Linked DNA regions of Homo sapiens: region 2 is linked to region 1. The links are chromatin contacts, found by Hi-C or POLR2A ChIA-PET in ENCODE. All regions are on one chromosome and are shown on one strand. Each heading gives the region's core, a stretch centred on a gene start or an enhancer-like site at or near the end of the contact. The rest is flanking DNA. Distances are from core to core; before and after follow the strand shown. Region 1 has its middle 6.0 kb from the start of AP1M2. Region 2 holds the start of EPOR (erythropoietin receptor).

Region 1 (6,319 bases), core at 1,211-3,710:
ATAGTTGTTGTTGCTTGTTTGTTTTGTTTTGTTTTGTTTTTGAGACAGATTCTTGTTCTGTCACCCAGGCTCGAGTGCAGTGGCATGATCTCGGCTCACTGCAACCTCTGCCTCCTGGGTTCAAGCAATTCTCCTGCCTCAGCCTCCCGAGTAGCTGGGATTACAGGTGTCCGCCAGCATACCTGGCTAATTTTTTGTATTTTTAGTAGAGACAGGATTTTATCATGTTGGCCAGGCTTGTCTCAAACTCCTGACCTCAGGTGATTCACCTGCCTTAGCCTCCAAAGTGCAGGGATTACAGGCGTGAGCCACCACACCTGGCCAGTTTTTATATTTTTAGTAGAGACAGATTTTTTGCCATGTTGCCCAGGCTGCTCTTGAACTCTTGGCCTCAAGTGCCCCACCCGCCTCTGCCTCCCAAAGTTCTGGGATTACAGGTGAGAGCCACTGTGCCCATCCACAAGTTGTATAGTCTTATATGGTATGGGAGAAAGAGAGAGAAAGAGGGCAACACGCGCACACACACACACACACACACACACACACACAAACACACACACACACCCCCCTGCATGTAACCCAGCTGAAAAAGATCTGAATCAGCCAGTGGTTATGAGAGGGACGAAGATTGGGGTATGGGGGTGTCACAGGGGACTTTTTTTTTCTTTTTCTCTCACATCTCTGCTGGGAGGAACTTTTGCCTTTTCTTTAGTTTTGTTTTCTATTTTGTTTTCTCAGGAACTGGCTCAGCACAGTATTTTCTTAAGATAGGTTCTTGCTTTGTCACCGAGGCTGGAGTGCAGTGGTGCAACCATAGCTCACTGCAGCCTCAATCTTCTGGGCTCCAGTGATCCTCCCACCTCAGACTCCTGAGTAGCTGGGCATGGTGGCTTACACTTGTAATCCCAGCACATTGGGAGGCTGAGATGGGTGGATCACTTGAGGTCAGGAGTTTGAGACCAGCCTAGTCAACATGGCGAAACCCAGTCTCTACCAAAAATACAAAAATTAGCCCAGCGTGGTGGCAGATGCCTGTAATCCCAGCTACTTGGGAGGCTGAGGCAGGAGAATCACTTGAACTAGGAGAAGGAGGAGGTTGCAATTAGCTGAGATTGCGCCACTGCACTCCAGCCCCTGGGCGACAAAGTGAGAATCCGTCTCAAAAAAAAAAGAAAAAAAAGCTGGGCGCGGCGGCTCACGCCTATAATCCCAGCACTTTGGGAGGCTGAGGCAGGCACATCTCCAGGTCAGGAGTTCCAGACCAGCTTGGCCAAGAGACCAGCCTGGCCAATATGGCGAAACCCTGCCTCTACTAAAAATACAAAAATTAGCCGGGTGTGGTGGCAGGCACCTGTAGTCCCAGCTACTCGGGAGGCTGAGGCAGGAGAATGGCATGAACCCGGGAGGCAGAGCTTGCAGGGAGCTGAGATCGTGCCACTGCACTCCAGCCTGGGCAACAGAGCGAGACTCTGTCTCAAAAAAAAATAATAATAAAATAATAAAAGTAAATGAATAAATAAAATATAAAAAAATAAAATTAGCTGGGCGTGGTGGGGGGCGCCTGTAATCCCAGCTACTCAGGAGGCTGAGGCAGGAGAACTGCTTGAACCTAGGAGATGGAGGCTGCAGTGAGCCGAGATTGTGCCACTGCACTCAAGCCTCGGTGACGGTGAGACTCCATCTCAAAATAAATAAAAAAAAGAAAAGAAGAAGAAGAAGGAGGAGGAGGAGAAGGAAAAGGAGAAGAAGAAGAAGAAGAAGAGTGGGTGCCAGGGGTTGGGAGAGGGAGAAGGAGTGTTTCATAGGGAGAAGTTTTCCTTTGGGAAGATGAGAAAGTTCTGGAGATGGATGGTGGTGACGGTTGCATGGCCATTAATGTGCTTAATGCCACCGAACTGTGCACTTCAAAATGGCTAAGGTGGCCAGCTGTGGTGGCACGTGTCTATAGTCTCAGCTACTTGGGAGGCTGAGGTGGGAGGATGGCTTGAGACAGCAGGAGAGGAACTGAAATTCGGGCAGTTAGGGTGTCTGGGACAGCAGGTTCAGGTGGTGTCCTGTGGCAGAGGTCAGCAGGTGTCTGACTGTGCCAGGTGGGGGTGGTTGGAGGGCAATGGGGGGCCATAGAGGATGTGAGAGTGAGAGTCAAAAAATAATTGTGAGTTTCAGAGAGATCTCTTTAGTGGTGTGGAGAAGGGATTGTGGACAGGGCCTAGAGGCGTGGTCCCTGGGAGAGGCTGGAGGAGGCTCCAGGCATCCAGAAGGAACTAGGACAAGGCCACAGCCTCAGGGGGATGGGGGAGGCCGCCACTGAGGTGGGGCAGGCGGGGCAGGCAGAGCCAGCACACAGAGCTGCTCTGTTCTCTGACCCCAAGTAAGCTTTTGGGCTCATGAATTTTTCATGCCAAACAAGCCTGGAGTTTCAGATTCCAGGGCACTGGGCCCAGGCTTTCGGGTTCTGCTTACTGCCTGAAAACATCTCAGGGCCCCAGGAGATGAGTTCTTCATTTTGTTGTTGTTGTTGTTTTTGAGACAGAGTCTCACTCTATTGCCCCAGGCTGGAGTGCAATGGCGCAATCTTGGCTCACTGCAACCTCTGCCTCCCAGTTTCAAGTGATTCTCCTGCCTCAGTCTCCTGAGTAGGTGGGATTACAGGCATGTGCTACCACCCCCGGCTAATTCTGTATTTTTAGTCCAGACAGGGTTTCACCATTTTGGCCAGGCTGGTCTCAAACTCCTGACCTCAGGTGATCCACCCACCTCAGCCTCCCGAAGTGCTAGGATTACAGGCGTGAGCCACCACGCCCGGCTGCCAGGAGACGAGTTATTTTGAGGTTCAGCAATGTCTAGGCTGGGGTGAGGGCCTAGCAGTGACTGCATCCCCCTAGGTGACCTTCTCAGCAGGCAGTTGCTGGGAGCATGAAGGACCACCCCCCTCCTTTGGGCAGAAGCAACATAAAGTCTTGGGCTTTAGGCTGGGCGAGATGGCTCACGCCTATAATCCCAGCACTGTGGGAGGCCGAGGCGGGTGGACCACTTAAGTCCACAAGTTGGAGACCAGCCTGGGCGACATTGTGAAACCTGTCTGTACCAAAAAGTATAAAAATTAGCTGGATGTGGTGGTCACGCACCTGTGGTCCCAGCTGTGCAGGAGGCTGGGGTGGGAGAATTGCTTGATTGCTTGAACCTGGGGAGGTGGAGGTTGCAGTGAGCTGAGATCACACCACTGCACTCCAGCCTGGGTGACAGAGACCCTGCCTCAAAAATAATAATAATAATAATAATAATAATCAGGGCCAGGTGCGATGGCTCACCCCTGTAATCCCAGCACTTTGGGAGGCTGAGGTGGGTGGATCACCTGAGGTCGGGAGTTTGAGACCAGCCTGACCAACATGGAGAAACCTTGTCTGTACTAAAAATACAAAATTAGCCAGGCATGGTGGTGCATGCCTGTAATCCCAGCTACTTGGGAGGCTGAGGCAGGAGAATCACTTGAACCTGGGAGGCGGAGGGTATGGTGAGCCAAGGTTGCACCATTGCCCTCCAGCCTGGGCAACAAGAGTGAAATTCCATCTCAAAAAACAAAAAAGTCCGGGTGCAGTGGCTCAAACCTGTAATCCCAGCACTTTGGGAGGCCAACGTGCAATGCGGGCGGATCACAAGGTCAGGAGTTTGAGACCGTCCTGGCCAAAATGGCGAACCCCCATCTCTACTAAAAATACAAAAATTAGCCAGGCATAGTGGCACAAACCTGTGGTCCCAGCTACTTGGGAAGCTGAGACAGAAGAATCACTCGAACCCGTGAGGCGGAGGTTGCAGTGAGTCAAGATCACACCACTCCACTCCAGCCTGGGCGACAGAGCGAGACTCTGTCTCAAAACAAAAAACAAAACAAAACAAAAAAACCTTGTGCTTTCCAGAGCTCAAATCCCAGCTCTGCTTCTTCTGACTGGATGACATTGTACAAATCACTTACTCTCTCAAGGCCTCAGTTTCCCTATCTGTCAAATGAAGATAATAGAGTTGGGGGAGGTGACTCGTGTCTGTAATCTCAGTGTTTTGGAAGGCTGAGGTGGGAGGACAGCTTGAGGCCAGAAGCTCAAGACCAGCTTGAGCAACGTAGCGAGACCCCATCTCTACAAAAAATTTAAAAATTGGGCAGGCACGGTGGCTCACGCCTGTAATCCCAGCACTTTGAGAGGCTGAGGTGTGCGGATCACGAGGTCAGGAGATCGAGACCATCTTGGCTAACACGGTGAAACCCCGTCTCTACTAAAAATACAAAAAAATTAGCCGGGCTTGATGGCGGATGCCTGTAGTCCCAGCTACTCCGGAGGCTGAGGCAGGAGAAGGGTGTGAACCTGTGAGGCGGAAGTTGCAGTGAGCCGAGATTGCGCCACTGCACTCCAGCCTGGGCGACAGAGCAAGACTCTGTCTCAAAAAAAAAAAAAAAAAAAATTTAAAAATTAGCTGGGAGTGGTGTTGCTCACCTGTAGTCCCAGCTACTGGAGAGGCCTAGGTGAGAGGATCTCTTGAGTTCAGAAGGTTGAGGCTGCAGTGAGCCGTGTTTGCACCACTGCACCGCAGCCTGGGCGACAAAGCAAGTCCTTGTCTCAAATAAATAAAAAAAAAAAATAGGCTTCTGTAATTCAAGGGGCTGTCTTGAGGATTCCTGCATGGGCGACATTTAGGGCCACCCTCACTTATGGTGAGCACCATTTAAGCCAGAGTTAGTGTTACTAATAGTAATATTTGCATCCAGCAATATAGCAAAGCAGGCGGAAGCAGGCTGGGACCAGATTCTTAAATCCCGGGACTCAGATTCGAATTCTGGGTCAACTGCCTCCTGGCTCTGGGGCCGTGGGCTTGGGCAGGTGCCTTCACTTCTCTGTGTCCCTGCTTCTACCTTTATAAGATGGCACGAAGGAGACTTGTGCCAGATGATAACTTTTTATTTTTCATTCTATTTATTTATTTTCTTGAGACGGAGTCTCACTCTGTCACCCAGGCTGGAGTGCAGTGGTGCCATCTCGGCTCACTATAACCTCCGCCTCCCCAGTTCAAGTGATTCTTCTGCCTCAGCCTCCCAAGTAGCTGGAATTACAGGCATGCGTCACCACGCCCGGCTAATTTTTGTATTTTTAGTGGAGACAGGGTTTCGCCATGTTGGCCAGGCTGGTCTCAAACTCCTGGCCTCAGGTGCTCTGTCCACCTTGGCCTCCCAAAGTGCTGGGATACAGGCATGAAACATTGCTCCTGGCCCAGATGATAATGTTTTAATTAAAGTGCAGTGCTGCTGTCAATGTTGATGTTAATTTCAGGTGGAGAGGCAAGTGGATGATCCTGATAGCTGCTGTTCTCTAAGTCCCCACCTACAGGGGCTGATAAAGGGCTGGGCAGGGTTTGGGGAAAGGACAAGTGAGGTCTGGGTAGGCTGAGTCTTGTTCCCTGCAGGCCCTGCAGGACATCTCCCTCCCTCAGCCAAGCAAGGTGGTTCTAAGCAAGGCTGAGGTTTACTTTCCCTTTCCTTCTGCCCTGTCCTCAAAACTACCGCACTTTGGGAGGCTGAGGTGGGCGGATCACGAGGTCAAGAGTTCGACAGCATCCTGGTCAACATGGTGAAACCCCATCTCTAATAAAAATACAAAAATTAGCTGGGCATGGTGGAGTGCACCTGTAGTCCCAGCTACTTGGGAGGCTGAGGCAGGAGAATCGCTTGAACCCAGGAGACAGAGGTTGCAGTGAGCTGAGATCGCACCACTGCACTCCAGCCTGGCGACAGACTGAGACTCCATTTCAAAAGAAAAAAAAAAGGAAAGTCCAGGGGTGGAATCTGGGTCTGCAGCAGCTGGTGTGCACGAAACATGCATGGAGCCAGGGGCCATGCCAGGTATTTGGCTATGCAACTGCAGGAGAGGGCACCATGGCTGTTATACCCATTTAACATAAGAGGAGACTGAGGCACAGCAGGTGCATTCACCAGCCCATGCCTTATAGCCAGTGTGTGGTGGTATCAAAAATCAAACCCAGCATCTGTGCTCTCAACTGCTACATCATCATCCAGATCATCATCTTCATCCTCCTCCTTCTCAGCGACATGGTTGACAGTCAGCTACATCCAAGTTCCCTTCCAACACCACGTTGCACAGAATAACTCATTTAATCTGCACAAACCAGGCACAGTGGCTCAGACTACGCCTGTAATCCCAGTACTTTGGAGGGCCAAGGGGGGAGGATCGCTTGAGCCCAGGAGTTTGAGACCAGCCTGGGCAACATACCGATACACCATCTCTACAAAAAATGTAAAAATTAGCTAGGTCGG
Region 2 (6,319 bases), core at 2,739-5,238, 790 kb before region 1:
CCTGAGACAGAGAGAGAGAGGGGGAAGGAGGGAAGGAGGGAAGGAAGGAAGGAAGGAAGGAAGGAAGGAAGGAAGGAAGGAAGGAAGGAAAGGAGAGAGAGAGAGAGAGAGAGAGAGAGAGAGAGAGAAAATAATTTTTATTTATTTCCAGGCTGGGAAGAGATGCTGATTTCTGCGATAAAATCAGTAGGTACATTTTTTGGAATGTTCGCTATGTGCCAGGCTAGATTTTACAGATGAGAAGTCTGAAGCTCAGGTAAGGTAAGTCACCTGTCCAGGGCCACAAAGAAAAAAAAAACGTGTGTCTGAAGCCAGAACGGGAGCTGTTGCGGCCCAACTCCCTCCCCTGCCCCCAAGCGGCCTCTGGGCTCGGGAAGGGCCCCTGCCTCCTCCCGCCAGGCACTTATCTCTACCCAGGCTGAGTGCTGGCCCCGCCCCCTCGGGGATCTGCCACTTAGAGGCGCCTGGTCGGGAAGGGCCTGGTCAGCTGCGTCCGGCGGAGGCAGCTGCTGACCCAGCTGTGGACTGTGCCGGGGGCGGGGGACGGAGGGGCAGGAGCCCTGGGCTCCCCGTGGCGGGGGCTGTATCATGGACCACCTCGGGGCGTCCCTCTGGCCCCAGGTCGGCTCCCTTTGTCTCCTGCTCGCTGGGGCCGCCTGGGCGCCCCCGCCTAACCTCCCGGACCCCAAGTTCGAGAGCAAAGGTAAGGATGAGCTGCGTGTGGACCCCTACGCTGGAGCCTGCAGGACCATGCTGGGGCCTGAACTCCCAGCCTAGGTCCTGGGGGCCATGCCTGTTTCTGGACTTCCTGACCGGGTCCTGGGGGCCAAGCTGGCATCTGAACCCTTAGACTGGGTCCTGGATGGGTGGGGGGCGGGGTGGGGTATGTTAGGATCCAAGACTCCTGATCGCGTCCCGGGCAAGAGCTAGAGTGGGCTTAACATTCCCGTTTTACCTTTTCAGGGAGTCTGGGACATGCTAAATCCTAAGGGGGCTGACTTGGTGCTAAGGTCCCTGGGGGGTGGGGACCAAGCCGACCCTCCCTAGGGGAGGGAGGGTAAAGCCCGGGTCCGAGTTAGAGGGGCCAAGCCACAGGCTACTGTAAACACGGTTTGTGTGAGGGCGCCAGATCACTTGCCCGGCCCGGTGGAGGGAGGGAGGCGGGGGGCACGGTTGGCGCTATCGGTTGGCGGGGAGCCTGCCGGGGCCGATAGGGGGCCCGCCTCTCCGCACACACCCCCAGCCGCGCGCGTGTCCTAGGCTGGGGCGGGGCTGGCAGTCCCGAGCTCGAGGTCTTGAACGCCGCGCCCAGCTCAGCTGGCCGCTGGGTGGGCAGGTGTGCGCCAGTGGTGACGGCGGGGGACAGTAAGGCGAGAAACTTGCCCCTGGGAATTAGGGGGGCACCACCTCTGCGGACCCCTCCAAGGGACCCGCTTGGGAAGATGGCAGGGCGGGGCTTTTTTCTTATCGGGTCCGCCCAGGCTGCGGGAGGGAAGAGGAGGGGGCTGTCTCCCGAGGATAGAGCTCAGACCCCCATGCCCTTCCTTTGTCGCCCCTCCCCAGCGGCCTTGCTGGCGGCCCGGGGGCCCGAAGAGCTTCTGTGCTTCACCGAGCGGTTGGAGGACTTGGTGTGTTTCTGGGAGGAAGCGGCGAGCGCTGGGGTGGGCCCGGGCAACTACAGCTTCTCCTACCAGCTCGAGTGAGTCCGATCCGGCGGGTGCCTCCAAGGGCGGAGGGAGGGGGTGGGGCAGAGCTCCCTGGAGGTCGTAGCCTCGTATGTCCCCTGCTGTTTGAGGCCCGACGGCGCCTCCAGTCGTGGTCACTGGAGGGAAACCTGCGGGTCCAGGGCTGGCACGCCCTCTATGGGCCGGGGCGCGAACACTCCCGCGATCACCGCTGGAACGCGACCCCAAACATCAGGCTGGGATAACAACGCCTCCAAATCGAGGGTAAGGCGTTACTACGTCGGGGCTGGGACGCCTTCTCGAGGTAGTATCCAAAAGGAGGCCAGCAGTGGCTCATGCCTGTAATCCCAACTCTTTGGAAGGTCGAGGCGGAAGAACCGCTTGAGCCCAGGAGTTCAAGACCAGCCTGGGCAACACAGCGAGATCCCCGTCTCTTAAAAAAAAATTAGACTGGGCGCGGTGGCTCACGCCTGTAATCCCAGCACTTTGGGAGGCTGAGGCGGGCGGATCACCTGAGGTCGGGAGTTTGAGACCAGCCTGGCCAACATGGAGAAACTCTATCTCTACTAAAAATACAAAATTAGCCGGGCGTGGTGGCGCATGCCTGTGATCCCAGCTACTCGGGAGGCTGAGGCAGGAGAATCGCTTGAACCCGGGAGGCGGAGGTTGCGGTGAGCCGAGGTAGCGCCATTGCACTCCAGCCTGGGCAACAAGAGCGAAACTCCGTCTCAAAAAAAAAAAAAAAAAAAGCCAGGCGTGGCGCGTGCCTGTGGTCTCAACTACTTGGGAAGCTGAGGTGGGAGGATCCCTTAAGCCCCAGAATTTGAGGCTGCAGTGAGCCATGATCGCGCCACTGCACTCCAGCCTGGGCGACGAAGGAACACCTTGTCACACACACACACAAGGCTAGACCTTGTGTCACACATACACACTGCCCCCCACAGGCCGGGCAATGCCAACTCCCCGGTCCCCCCTCCCAACCTGCTCCCTTCCCTGGGCGCATAGGGATGAGCCATGGAAGCTGTGTCGCCTGCACCAGGCTCCCACGGCTCGTGGTGCGGTGCGCTTCTGGTGTTCGCTGCCTACAGCCGACACGTCGAGCTTCGTGCCCCTAGAGTTGCGCGTCACAGCAGCCTCCGGCGCTCCGCGATATCACCGTGTCATCCACATCAATGAAGTAGGTAAGTGCTCTGGGAATGGAGGAGTGGTCGGAGGAGAGGGTCTCAGTCCTCGCCCACCTGACCAACCCCCATGCCTGCAGTGCTCCTAGACGCCCCCGTGGGGCTGGTGGCGCGGTTGGCTGACGAGAGCGGCCACGTAGTGTTGCGCTGGCTCCCGCCGCCTGAGACACCCATGACGTCTCACATCCGCTACGAGGTGGACGTCTCGGCCGGCAACGGCGCAGGGAGCGTACAGAGGGTGAGGCCAGCCCCTACGGCCCAGCCCCCAAAGCTCCACTGACTACGGCCCAGCCACGCCTCTCGAGGTCGCGCCCGGTGCCGCTTTCAGGGCCGGTCCGTAACATCCCACATCCCATTACCCTGGTGCTGAAGACCGTTCCACGCCCACAGACACACCCCCTTTCCTAATGTCCTCGCAAGCCTGTTGAACCCCAACTTCTTCTCCCTCCGGCCCGTAACCCTAGACCCCTTTAGCGCCCGGGTCCCTCTACGAGTGCTAGCCCAGATATTAAATTGCCCGGGTCCCGCCCTTTCGTACCAGAGACTCTCTCTCTGATTGGCCCTGAGCTTTCTTGGGCTCCTCCCCCTACTCTTATTGGTCCCATTGCAATTCTAGGGCACCGTTTTCCTTTCCCCTGATTGGCTCAGTTCCACCAGGGCCCGCCCCCACGTCATCTATTTTTGTCTGCTACGCGTCCCTCGCCCTGATTCCGCCCCCAGGTGGAGATCCTGGAGGGCCGCACCGAGTGTGTGCTGAGCAACCTGCGGGGCCGGACGCGCTACACCTTCGCCGTCCGCGCGCGTATGGCTGAGCCGAGCTTCGGCGGCTTCTGGAGCGCCTGGTCGGAGCCTGTGTCGCTGCTGACGCCTAGCGGTGAGGCCCCAGGCGGGGGTGTAGGAGGAGCCAGGGCGAATCACGGGGCAAGCCCACCGCCCTGACCTCCTCCCCGCCTCTTAGACCTGGACCCCCTCATCCTGACGCTCTCCCTCATCCTCGTGGTCATCCTGGTGCTGCTGACCGTGCTCGCGCTGCTCTCCCACCGCCGGTGAGCTCCCCATTTGGGCGCTGGGCCCAGACTCCTCCCCGCCAACGGTCCTCTTTCACTATGGAAACCTAGGCTCAGAGAGAGACACGCACTTGCCCAAGGTCACGCAGTAAGGATTCACATCAGTGGCAGGGCTGGGATGCATGCCAGACTAGACCCAGACTCTTCGTTAACATTTTCTGCTCTTGGGGACTTTCACCTGATTTTCCTTCTACATCAGGGGCTGCCATTTCTTGGGTCCCTTTGTTAGTTCCTTTCCCCAGTGTCATCACCTTTGTAAAATCAACTAGATGGATTTAGTGAAAGAATTTAAGACCCTGAATGCCTCCGCACCCCTGCGGTCAAGCTTCTCAGACACTATGATCAGACTAGCCGTTCTGAGGTATTTGTAATTCCAAGCACACACTAGGTGGTTTCACACCCCCAAGCTTTTGCCCATGCTGTTCCCTCTGCCTGGAATGCCCTTCCTGCCTTGTCTGCTAAGCAATCTTCTAGTCGTCTTTCATGGCCCTGTTCATTTACTTGGTTGGAAAATACAAACAGAGTGCCAAACATGTGCCAGGCACTGGAGAGAGAATGGAGAACAAGCTAGACCCTGACCACAAGTCCCTGACCTTGTGGATCTCAAGTCAACAAACAAGGGACCCAAGAAATATTTGATGACAAATTGTAATGAGTGATATCACAGAAACAAACAGAATGTGGTGACATGACAGGATGGTCAGGGAAGGCCTCCAGGAGGAGGTGACATCAGAGTGGAAACCTGAAGATTGGAAGGAAGCAGCCGCTTGAAAAGTGGGGAGAAGAAACAGCAAGTGCAAAGGCCCTGAGGTGGGAATGAGATTGGAACGTTCAGCCAGCTTCAAGAATTGCCACATGGCATGGCCTGGCATGGTGGCTCACGCCTGTAATCCCAGCACTTTGGGATGCCGAGGCAGGCAGATCACCTGAGGTTGGGAGTTCGCGACCAGCCTGACCAACATGGAGAAACCCCACCTCTACTAAAAATACAAAACTAGCCAAGCGTGGTGGCACATGCCTGTAATCCCCGCTACTCGGGAGGCTGAGGCAGGAGAATCACTTGAACCTGGGAGGTGGAGGTTGCGGGTGAGCCGAGATCGTGCCATCGCATTCCAGCCTGGGCAATAAGAGTGAAACTCCGTCTCAAAAAAAAAAAAAAAATTGCCACATGGCTAGAGTGGTATGTAAGGGGGTGTGGCAGATATTGAGATGAGGGAGGTGACAGGGGTCATATAACGCAGGGCCTTCTGCAGGGTGGTGGGGAGGAGTTTGGAATTTTTTTTTTTTTTGAGACAGAGTCACTCTTGTCGCCCAAGCTGTAGTGCAGTGCAGCAGTCTTGGCTCACTGCAATCTCTGCCTCCCAGGTTCAAGTGATTCTCCTGCCTCAACCGCCTGAGTAGCTGAGATTACAGGCGTGCATGCCCGGCTAATTTTGTAGTTTTAGTAGAGACGGGGTTCCACCATGTTGGCCAGGCTGGTCTCAAACTCCTGACCTCAGGTGATCTGCTCACATCAGCCTCTCAAAGTGCTGGGATTATAGGCATGAGCCACCGTGCCTGGCTTGGATTTTATCCTAAATGCCTTCTCTCATTACCCCAGAAGGTAACATAATATTTATCTATGAAGTGACATCATGGACCTCCTGGAAAAATCTGGGCCAGGGTTTTGGGTTTTTTAATTTATTTTATTTTATTTTTTTTAGAGATGGGGGTCTCACTATGTTTCCTAGGCTGGTCTTGAACTCCTGGGTTCAAATGATCCTCCCACCTCAGCCTCCCAAAGTACTGGGATTATAGTGCTGGTGTAAACCACTGCACCTGGCCATGGCCAGGATTAAAGGGAGAATGACCAAGGTATATTGAACTCCTATGCACCCTTCAATACCCTGTTCCATTTACCCTTTTGTAGGGCCTTGCTGATGCTTCAGCCAAAACCCCTGTCCCCTGGCCCTGATGTACTCCTCTGCCTCCATTGTGATCACAGGGACCAAGTGTATCTGTGCCTCTATGACTGGGAGTGGAGGGGGAATTGGTGAGTATTCAATGAGTCATATCTATGTAACTATTTATATTGGCTTCAACAGGGCTCTGAAGCAGAAGATCTGGCCTGGCATCCCGAGCCCAGAGAGCGAGTTTGAAGGCCTCTTCACCACCCACAAGGGTAACTTCCAGGTAGGTGGCCTGGTTGTCCCCTCAGTGCCTGGGCTTCCCTGCTTCTTGCAGCCAAACTGCAGGCCTCTCTGAGCAGGTTGGTGCTATTTCTTCAGCTGTGGCTGTACCAGAATGATGGCTGCCTGTGGTGGAGCCCCTGCACCCCCTTCACGGAGGACCCACCTGCTTCCCTGGAAGTCCTCTCAGAGCGCTGCTGGGGGACGATGCAGGCAGT

What was found. Hi-C counts contacts between places; a loop is a spot of excess contacts on that map. ChIA-PET counts read pairs that join two places held with the same protein, here RNA polymerase II (POLR2A). Pooled maps may share reads with other maps.
Region 2: a loop to region 1 is called in a pooled map, with 2.7 times the contacts of the local background. The contact joins two enhancer-like sites. A Hi-C loop is called at or near these places in 7 of 50 pooled maps. POLR2A ChIA-PET finds 5 or more read pairs at or near these places in 2 of 52 experiments (B cell and activated CD4-positive, alpha-beta T cell).

What each region holds. Positions count from the first base shown.
Region 1 is chr19:10,590,137-10,596,455 of GRCh38, reverse strand. No RefSeq gene overlaps it. Among named protein-coding and RNA genes, the nearest start is that of AP1M2, 6.0 kb to the right of the region's middle. RefSeq lists enhancers at 624-813, 2,288-2,812, 3,339-3,863 and a silencer at 5,276-5,476. Within about 2 kb of position 2,460, at least 14 of the 41 ENCODE cell types and tissues checked have a DNase peak (open chromatin) inside an H3K27ac peak, as active enhancers do.
Region 2 is chr19:11,378,477-11,384,795 of GRCh38, reverse strand. EPOR (erythropoietin receptor) reads left to right here and starts at 482. Exons shown (of 8, transcript NM_000121.4): 1 at 482-703; 2 at 1,564-1,699; 3 at 2,691-2,866; 4 at 2,947-3,104; 5 at 3,587-3,740; 6 at 3,825-3,912; 7 at 6,018-6,105; 8 at 6,201-6,319. The coding sequence starts at 589. RefSeq lists a silencer at 1,183-1,242 and enhancers at 2,696-2,785, 2,796-2,855, 3,106-3,175, 2,842-3,379. Within about 2 kb of position 3,988, at least 5 of the 41 ENCODE cell types and tissues checked have a DNase peak (open chromatin) inside an H3K27ac peak, as active enhancers do.